3 separate regions of the Homo sapiens genome follow, and regions 1 and 3 are each linked to region 2. A link is a contact called in ENCODE Hi-C or POLR2A ChIA-PET data. All regions are on one chromosome and are shown on one strand. Each heading gives the region's core, a stretch centred on a gene start or an enhancer-like site at or near the end of the contact. The rest is flanking DNA. Distances are from core to core; before and after follow the strand shown. Region 1 holds the start of ACSL3 (acyl-CoA synthetase long chain family member 3). Region 2 holds the start of ATIC (5-aminoimidazole-4-carboxamide ribonucleotide formyltransferase/IMP cyclohydrolase). Region 3 holds the start of FARSB (phenylalanyl-tRNA synthetase subunit beta).

The links. A loop is a pair of places that touch in the nucleus more often than their neighbours do. ChIA-PET counts read pairs that join two places held with the same protein, here RNA polymerase II (POLR2A). Pooled maps may share reads with other maps.
Region 1: a loop to region 2 is called in a map of CD4-positive, alpha-beta memory T cell, with 18 times the contacts of the local background. The contact joins the promoter of ACSL3 here to the promoter of ATIC in region 2. A Hi-C loop is called at or near these places in 2 of 168 maps with a recorded cell type or tissue (CD4-positive, alpha-beta memory T cell and naive thymus-derived CD4-positive, alpha-beta T cell) and 3 of 50 pooled maps.
Region 3: a loop to region 2 is called in a pooled map, with 15 times the contacts of the local background. The contact joins the promoter of FARSB here to the promoter of ATIC in region 2. A Hi-C loop is called at or near these places in 4 of 50 pooled maps. POLR2A ChIA-PET finds 5 or more read pairs at or near these places in 2 of 52 experiments (T-cell and activated CD4-positive, alpha-beta memory T cell).

The regions. Positions count from the first base shown.
Region 1 is chr2:222,859,646-222,862,345 of GRCh38, reverse strand. It overlaps ACSL3 (acyl-CoA synthetase long chain family member 3), which reads right to left and starts at 1,310. Exons shown (of 17, transcript NM_004457.5): 1 at 1,088-1,310. RefSeq lists silencers at 815-1,184, 1,255-1,584 and an enhancer at 1,301-1,595.
Region 2 is chr2:215,310,631-215,313,522 of GRCh38, reverse strand. ATIC (5-aminoimidazole-4-carboxamide ribonucleotide formyltransferase/IMP cyclohydrolase) reads right to left here and starts at 1,464. Exons shown (of 16, transcript NM_004044.7): 1 at 1,362-1,464; 2 at 899-1,025. The coding sequence starts at 1,380. LOC124907975 (a long non-coding RNA gene) reads left to right here and starts at 1,551. Exons shown (of 2, transcript XR_007088075.1): 1 at 1,551-2,844. RefSeq lists silencers at 1,120-1,489, 1,500-1,579 and an enhancer at 1,110-1,760.
Region 3 is chr2:222,654,566-222,657,499 of GRCh38, reverse strand. It overlaps FARSB (phenylalanyl-tRNA synthetase subunit beta), which reads left to right and starts at 1,408. Exons shown (of 17, transcript NM_005687.5): 1 at 1,408-1,484. The coding sequence starts at 1,427. LOC124907985 (a long non-coding RNA gene) reads right to left here and starts at 1,067. Exons shown (of 2, transcript XR_007088095.1): 1 at 989-1,067. RefSeq lists a silencer at 985-1,181 and an enhancer at 1,298-1,347.

The DNA of each region.
Region 1 (2,700 bases), core at 61-2,560, 7.5 Mb before region 2:
TCTGGATTTACACAGGCCTGTCTGAATCCCAGCTTCTTACTAGCTGAGATCTGAGGCAAGCTAAGTCGTCCAATCTGCAGTTTCTCCCGCTGTAAAATGGGAATAACCCCCACCCCAGAGGACTGTTAACAGTGTGAAGACACTGTACATAAAGCTCTCCAAACAGTGCGTGGCATGTAATAAAAGCTCAATAAATGTCAGCTATTTGTCATTCTTTTCAGCTATAATTTCGTTCACAAAGCCTACTGCCTTTCTAGCTTCCATATAATTTTAAAGACATTCCTCCAGCCTTTTCATTTTCGAGGGATCTTTTATACAGCAGCTTAGAGCACACTTTCTAGTATCAGACTTCCTGCGAAAACCATTTGAAAACCTGTGCCTCGGGCTCCTCATCTGTGAAACGAGCCTGATAACACCTACCCCACAGGACTGCTGGTAGTAAGCAGTCCCCGAGTTACCCAACCTATCAACAGTATATGATTAAAACGCACTTGGGGAAAAGCAAAGCTGCAACTCTCAAACCCCAAACGACAGTCTTAATCCCAGTCCCACCACCACGATAGTGCCCAGAACCAATCACCAAGGTCGACCCACCTCACGCACCTAGTTTCTTCTCACCCCACGCAGCAACAGCCCCTCCCGCCCCGCCAAACAAGGGTTTTCCGAAATCGCAGGGCTGAGTCTCCTTCCACGGACACCGCACTGCTGGGGCCGCGGCAGAGCCCTCTTAATTCAAGGGGGTGGCCTCCCCACCCCGCCCCACAGCGCCGGGAGGCACGCAGTGCATCCTCCCTGCCTGGTCAGCGCCGCCCCACGCCGTTCGCGCTGCAGCTCCCGGCTCGCGTGGGCTCAGGGCCGAGGCCCCACGTCAGCCGCTTCCCGGACCCCAGCGGGCCGCCTCCCACCCTGCTCGCCGCTGCTCCTGGTGCCGCGGGCCGCCCGCGCGCACACCCAGCGGTCAGGTGCGGCGCCGACGACAGGGTCCCAGGCCCCGAGGCTGGGGAGCCCCTCGGGCCCAGCCGAACCGCACGCGGAGGCCGCGCCGCCAACCGGCTCCCGCCGCTCCCACAACCGGCGCCGCACTCACCGCTACGCCGGAGTCCGGGTTCCTCCGGCCTCGGGCCCGCGCAGGCCTGGCTGAGCCCCAGAGCGTTCACGCCCCGCGCCGCCGCCCGGGGATCCTGGCGCAGCTGTCGGGGCCGCAATGCGAGGGGACGAACGTATGCGACCCCGTCCAACGCCTCCTCGTCCCGGCCCCGGCCGCGTAGACAACTGCAGTGTCGCAGCCCGGCGCAGCCACAGCAGCGTCTGTTGAGCGGAACCGCCTGGGACGCTCACCCCCGGCCGGCACTCGTTGCCTATGCAGAGAGGCTGCCACCCATTGGCCCGCGAGCGGTGGCGCGTGCGGGGCTGGGCCTATCGAATTCGGGCCGGGGAGCGCGGCGCTGGCGGCCCGGGGCGGGGCGAGGTTACTACGGGTCATTCCGCGGAGCCGCCGCGGACCGGACCTGGCTGCAGTCTGCGCGGGGCGGGGGCGGGAACGGGGTCGACCAGGAGGGACGGACCGCGGGTGGGGGAGGGGAGCGGGGATCTGCGGCAGCGACGTGGGAGGAGCGGCTAGCCCAATAGGGTCTGCAGGAGCTCCGTCCCTCCAGGAAAAAACACCCCTCCACCAAAAAAAAAAAAAAAAAAATTACAGTCGCACAATTATTGCTGTAATGTATAAATTTCAATATAAATTATGAAATAGTATGCATATTCTTTTTCGTTTTTAACTGGATTAGTTATCCCGTTCTTGCAGAAATTGCTGTCAAATCCTGCCAAATAAAATGGCTTTTGGAACTGCCTGGGGCAAGAAGAGCCTCAAAAACTCAAAGCTTATCCATTATCATTTCTCTTGTTTTGGCCTCACTTGACCTAGCATATAACCCGTTTTCCTCTAAATGCACTCACCATGCAAATTTGCTATTTCTTTTCAAAAAATAAAGTTTACTCCAAATTATTGTTTTTGAACGTTCTTAGGAATCCACAGTGGTTCTGTATTTTAAGGAGTTTGCCATTGTTTCTCGTTTTAGACACTAAACAAGGATAAGAAAGAAAGCATCCAGTGCAGGTAGTAGAACTACATGTACTGTAAGAGAGAAGATTTTCACTCACCCAGTACTAGTAGGATTGGTCTCTTTTTTTAACCCAACATATTGTTTAGTTTGCCTGTGAACTTTTCCTTAAGTAGGTGAAAGGTTGCCTTCCTGAGCCAGCCTCAGGCTAAAGCAGGCCTCATTTCCCAAGAGAATCAAAATCAGGAAGCCGCCAGAACTTGAACTAGGTGGAGCGATGATGCACCAAGCAAAGAGAGCTCACTCACCGTGGGCCAAGGGCCAATCGAGAACCTAAAGGGATGGATACCTGACTCAGGCAAACTGTTCTCCCACTTCAAAATATGGCAGTTCAGTTGCTCATTAATCTGTTGAAATCTTATCAAAGGATACATCCTGAAGATAAATGGAATGCAGAATTTCTTATCTGAAAAGACATTCGCAGCTCTGCAGAGAGAAGCAGGCTTTAGAAGTAGTACTTCTAGAACCATGAAATCCTCTGGAAAATACTGGTTTTTTTCCGAGAGAAGAAAACTAATATTGCACCTTTTTATCTATCCATAAGCCTAAAACAGACTAGAAGAATTCCAACAATATCTTTCTT
Region 2 (2,892 bases), core at 215-2,714:
TCCTATAGTTTTTTTCATTTTTCTACCTTTCAGTAGACTTCCTCCCTCTCCTCCCAGAATGCCACTCCTTGACATCAGCAATGGCATCCTGGTTAATCATTTCTAAGTCCCTTCTTTCCATGGCCTAGTCAGCTAATGAAGGGCTTGTGAACGTGGGAATGAATGATTTGCACCTTCATATGGTTACCAGAGATTCTAAGGGAAGGCAGGTAAATTGGAATCTTCATGATGTCGAGTTTTATTAAATCACCAGTCAAAGTAACTGAAGTTTTCCTTGCATAACAAGTGGCCCACCTAAGTTAATCTGTTTAAGGAAGGGGCTAAGACTAGTGTCCTAAAATCAGGAACAGCACGGGTTCCAATCCTACTTTTCCCTTACTCAACTGTTTAAACTTGTGCAGAAGATGCTAAATCTGTCCAGTGTGTTGTCCAGGGTCTTTCTCTGTCACCCAGGATGGAGTGCAGTAGTGCCATCTCGGCTCACCACAACCTCCGCCTCCTAGGTTCAAGCGATTCTCCTGCCTCAGCCTTCCCAGTAGCTGGGATTACAGGCGTGTGCCACCATACCGGCTAATTTTTGTATTTTTAGTAGAGACGGGTTTCACCATGTTGGCCAGGCTGGTCTCGAACTCTTGACCGTAAGTGATCAGCCCACCTCGGCCTCCCAAAGTGCTGGGATTACATGCGTGAGCCACCTAGCCCAGCCGTCCAGGGTCTTAAAAGTTGCTAAATCTCTCTGAGCCTCACTTTTTTTCCCCATAAAGTGGGGAAGTATTACACCAACCTCACAGCGCTACTGGGAGGAGTAAATAAGGCGTTTTGCTGCTGGTGCCTGGAATACAATACTTCCTGGTTAATGTGATCACACTCCTTTCTGATGGAACTAGCTATGCCTTACCTGACTGCCAGACCAGCATCCCTGAGAGCTTTTGCAGTCCCTCCGGAAGCGACCAGATTCAAACCAAGAGCGGTCAGGTTTCTTGCAAATTCCACAAGGCCGGTTTTGTCAGAGACACTAAATAAGGCTGAAAGAGAAGACATTTTTTCTCATGATTCGCAGCACATTGCACTGTGTTCTGCAAGGCCTTGGGAGGGTCTGGGGGAGGAGATTCTCGAATCGCAAGGCCAGCACCTGGACCCTGCGTTCGCAGGCCTGGTCCGGGCCTCCCCAGGTCTTACACCCGCGAGCTGCTCTAAGGCGGGCCCCACGCAGGCTGCGGCCCGGCCGGGGAGCGGGGACGCTGGCTTTCAATCCCGCAGCGCCGCCCCTGCAGTGCCGGGTCCCGCCGGCCGCCGCCAAGGCGGGAGCGTGGGGGGCCGCAGGCGAGGACGCAGACCGCGCCGCTCCGCTAGGGCCTCACCGAGCTGGCCGGGAGCCATGGCTGCAGGCACTGGGTTCAGGGCGAGCGGGAGGCAGCAGCGGCGGCACCACGTGCGCAGGTAGGAGGGCTGCCGGGATGTGGCGGCTCAGGAAGCGAGGGGGCGGAGCTGTTTCCGGGCTTATCACGTGGCCCGCCGGCCCTGCCCGGCGCCCTGCTCTGCTCAGTTTCAGATGCAAGATCCGCGCCCCGGGGCTGAAGGGAACGGCGGGATGGGGTGGGGCTCTGCCTGGCGCGCCTGGGCGGAGTGCTTGGGCTGGAAGGGATCCTGCCTGCGATCCCGAAGTCCAGGCGTGGGAGCCAGCGATCTGCCCACGACCCCAAAGTGAGGCCACTCCACGGCCTCTGGGGCAAATGCCTGTTATTCTAGGCAGCCGGTCCCCAGAAGCTGGAAAGTACGTAAAAGTGCCAGAAGCTCCCATGCTGAAAACTAAACAAAAGGAATAGTTCATATAGCGGCAAAGCTGGAAAGTATCTGGACAGTTATCTACCATCCTCCCTTTTTGTTTGTTGTTTTTTTGTTTTTCTGGGTTTTTTTGTTTTTTTTGTTTTTTTTTTTTTTTTTTGAGATGGAGTTTCGCTTTTGTTGCCCAGGCTGGAGTGCAATGGCGCGATCTCGGCTATGTCACGTGCAACCTGCAACCTCCACATCCCGGGTTCAAGAGTTTATCCTGCCTCAGCCTCCCGAGTAGCTGGAATTATAGGCAGGCGCCACGATGCCCGGCTAATTTTTGTATTTTTAGTAGACATGGGGTTTCGCCATGTTGGCCAAGCTGGTCTCAAACTCCTGACCTCAGGTGATCCGCCTGCCTCGGCTTCCCAAAGTGCTGGGATTACAGGGGTGAGCCACCATGCCCAACTTGTTTTTTGTTTGTTTGCTTGCTTGCTTGTTTGCTTGTTTGTTTTGAGACAGGGTCTCGCTCTGTCTCCCAGACTGGAGAGCAGTGGCACCATCTCAGCTCACTGCAACCTCTGCCTCCCAGGTTCAAGAAATTCTCCTGCCTCTGCCTCCACACCCGTCTAATTTTTTGTTGTTGTTGTACTTTTTTTTTTTTTTTTTTGTATATTTAGTAGAGATGGGGTTTCACGGTGTTGGCCAGGCCGGTCTTCAACTCCTGACCTCAAATGATCTGTCCACCTCAGCCTCCCAAAGTGCTGGGATTACAGGTGTGAGCCACCGTGCCCGGCCCCATCCTCCTTTTTAATAGGCTTAAAAAATAAAACCAAGGACCAATGATTTAAGTGAGGGACTCCAGAGGCCACAGATGACAGTCAAAACGAAGTGAAATTGACATTCGTTGTTGATTTTCACGTCATAAAATTATAATTTAAATATTAATTTATAATACTATTTTATACAATTTAGTCAGTATTGTAAAAGTGCCTAAAAACTACTTAAAGATGGTGTCTTCTTGCAAACCTGTAAATATTCCTGGATGAGAGGAATGATGACAGTCAAAAGAAGGTAAGAGAAGACCTTTCTTAATTCATTAAAAACAGGGAAAGCAAAATT
Region 3 (2,934 bases), core at 159-2,658, 7.3 Mb before region 2:
CTTTGGAAGAAGCCCTCACTCACTGTACAGTAGAAAGGATTAGGGCAAGGCTCCCCCTGGAACTGCCAGTTTGTGCCTTAGTTTCATTACCTGTAAAACAGGGATAATGGTACCTATCTTGATGTATTAGTTTCCCTTGGCTGCTGAAACAAATTACCACGAACTTGCTGACTTAAACCATAAATTTATGCTCTCACAGTTCTGGAGGCCAGAAACCCAAAATCAGTTTCACTGGGCCCAAATCAGCATGCATTATAGGGCTGCCCCATGGGCTGGGCGTGAATCTGTCCTTGTCTCTGTTTATTTCAGGGATACATGTGCAGGATGTGAAGGTTTGTTACATAGGTAAATGTATGCCATGGTGGTTTGCTGCCCAGATCATCCCATCACCTAAGTATTAAGCCCAGCATCTATTAGCTATTCTTGATGCTCCCCGCTCCTCCACCCCCTCACCCCCAGTGTGTGCTTGTCTCTTTGTTTCTGGTGGCTGCTGGCATCCTTGGGTTGTGGCTGCCATACTCCAATCTCTGCCACCGTGGCTAAATCGTCTCTCTCAACCTCCCTTTTATGATTTGATGAGGATACTGTGATTCCATTTAGTGTTCGTCTTTCGAATCCAGGATAATCTTCATCTCAAAATCCTTAACTTAACCTGCAAAGACGCTGTTTCCATATAAAGTTACATTTAGAGGTTGCAGGGATTAGGGTCTGATATTATTGGGGGCCGTTATTCAGCCTATTACACTCAGGGTTGTTTTAAGGAGGAAATTTAATGCTGGCAGAGGGCTGAGCACAGCCCACTGACAGCAGAGAGCACTGAGCAAATAGACAAAAAAAGAGGTCTCTTACAATGCCTCCCTTATAGGGCTGCCGTAAAGTTCAAACAAAGCACAGGTATATCACTTATACGAGTAGAGGAGAGATTAAAGAATGAAGTAAAAACTGAGGTCTGTTAACAGCCCCTCTCCCGCCGCCAGGATTTGCACACCTTTCTCTGCAGGAAGCCTTGAACCCTCTCCACTCGCATTTCCACCACCTCCAGGCAAGATCTCCCACGTGGAGGCCCCACCCCCTCCCTGACGCGCCCCACTCTCGCCCCGCCCACCTGGTGGGCGTCCCCGGCCGTTAGCGCCCTGGAAGCATCCGGGACTTCAGGGTCAGTACATTACAATGCCTGACAAATCCTAGCCAGTTCTATCAAATTATATCTTTCTTACAGGCTTTTAAGCTATTAGTCTCATAAAGATACATTTAATCAGCGAGGTAATGGCATGATGAGTGTTTTTAGGTTAAAAAGAGAACAGGAACTGTTGCCAGCAGAATGGCGATATTCAAGACAACACGCACAAGAAGAGGCGGGTCCTACGCGCTTCGCTAGGGAAGCCCGGGTCAGCTCGCTGCGCAGGCGCAGTGAGTTCGACACACCATGCCGACTGTCAGCGTGAAGCGTGATCTGCTCTTCCAAGCCCTGGGCCGCACCTACAGTGAGTGGCGGCCCTATACGTTGGGCCCTACGCCTCTTCTCGGAGGCAGGGCCTCCCTCCAAAAGGGCAATGTGGCGACATTCATGCCTTCCTGAAGGTTTTGGCTCCGGGAGGCCGGGGTTTACGCGGGAAGGCCGATGATGGTGGCGGTCCGGCTGGGCTGTGGTAGCCTCGGAACCGGCATCGCAGCGGTGCCACTGCTTGTGCCCGGCTTGCCGTGTCATTCATTCAGCGATCTGCCATCGAGTGCCTACAGCGTGCCTGGCACCGACATCCAAGCCAGGGGATAGAACAGGAAGGAAACCCGGGGTTGCATCCCGAGCGTAGCCAGTTAATTGCAATAGCAGCGCTGTGGGAACTCAGTTTATAAGGGGGTAGGAGGAGAGATTTGTGCAGCGGGGTGGAGAACGGCATTCCACCTGTCTTCGTTTTATTAATGTTTCCTGAGCGCCTGTTATGTGTCAGGCACTGTTCTAAGAGCTTAGGACTAGAGCTGTGCACACGACACGTCAGGTCCACGTTCTGTCTGATGGAGGCAGACAATTAACCAGCACGTTAATAAAATGATTTCGGATAATGTTAAATGCCATCAAGGAAAGAAAAGGTGTTGTGCCAAGAACAACTTTAGATAGGGTGGTAACATTTGATCTGAGACCTGAATGGGGAGTATTAAATGGGTGTAGACTTCATTCTACATTTCATCTTTTAATCAGTTCTAAAAACACAACCATTGAAAAAAAGGAGGGAGATATTAAATGCAGTTATCAGTTACCTCACAGCCGTAGCAGCTGCCCCACCCTATTTTTTTTTTTATTTTTATTTTTTGAGACGGAGTCTGCACTCCCAGGCTGGAGTGCAGTGGCGCGATCTCGGCTGACAGCAACCTCCGTCTCCCTGTTCAAGCAATTTTCTGCCTCAGCCTCCCGAGTAGCTGGGATTACAGGCGTCCGCCATCGCGCCCGAGTAATTTTTTTGTATTTTTAGAGAGACCAGGTTTCACCATCTTGGCCAGGCTGGTCTTAAACTCCTGACCTCGTGATCCACCTGCCGCGGCCTCCCAAAATGCTGGGATTACAGGCGTGAGCCACCGCGCCCGGCCCCCACCCCATAATTTTTAGCTTGTATAAAGGCTGGACCAACTGGTTCGTGAGAGCTGTTTTTTTTGTTTTTAGGGCTCAGTGTGTTAACAAAGGCCTAATTGGTTTAATGACAGCCACCGCTTCCCAGAATAAGATTACTGTTACAGTGAAAATAAAGCTGGCTTTTAAGAATCTTTCCTAAGTGTGTACTTTTAGATAGTACCTATTCTCTATGTGATATTCTTCGTAAGTTCTGCCATAAGTCCCTGAAAGTAAAGGAAATACAAGGGTATTGTATTACTCTTACCCTTTGTACTTGGCTCTAATCGCCTAATCGCTTTATTTTATAATGAGCTTATTTATATTTCTTA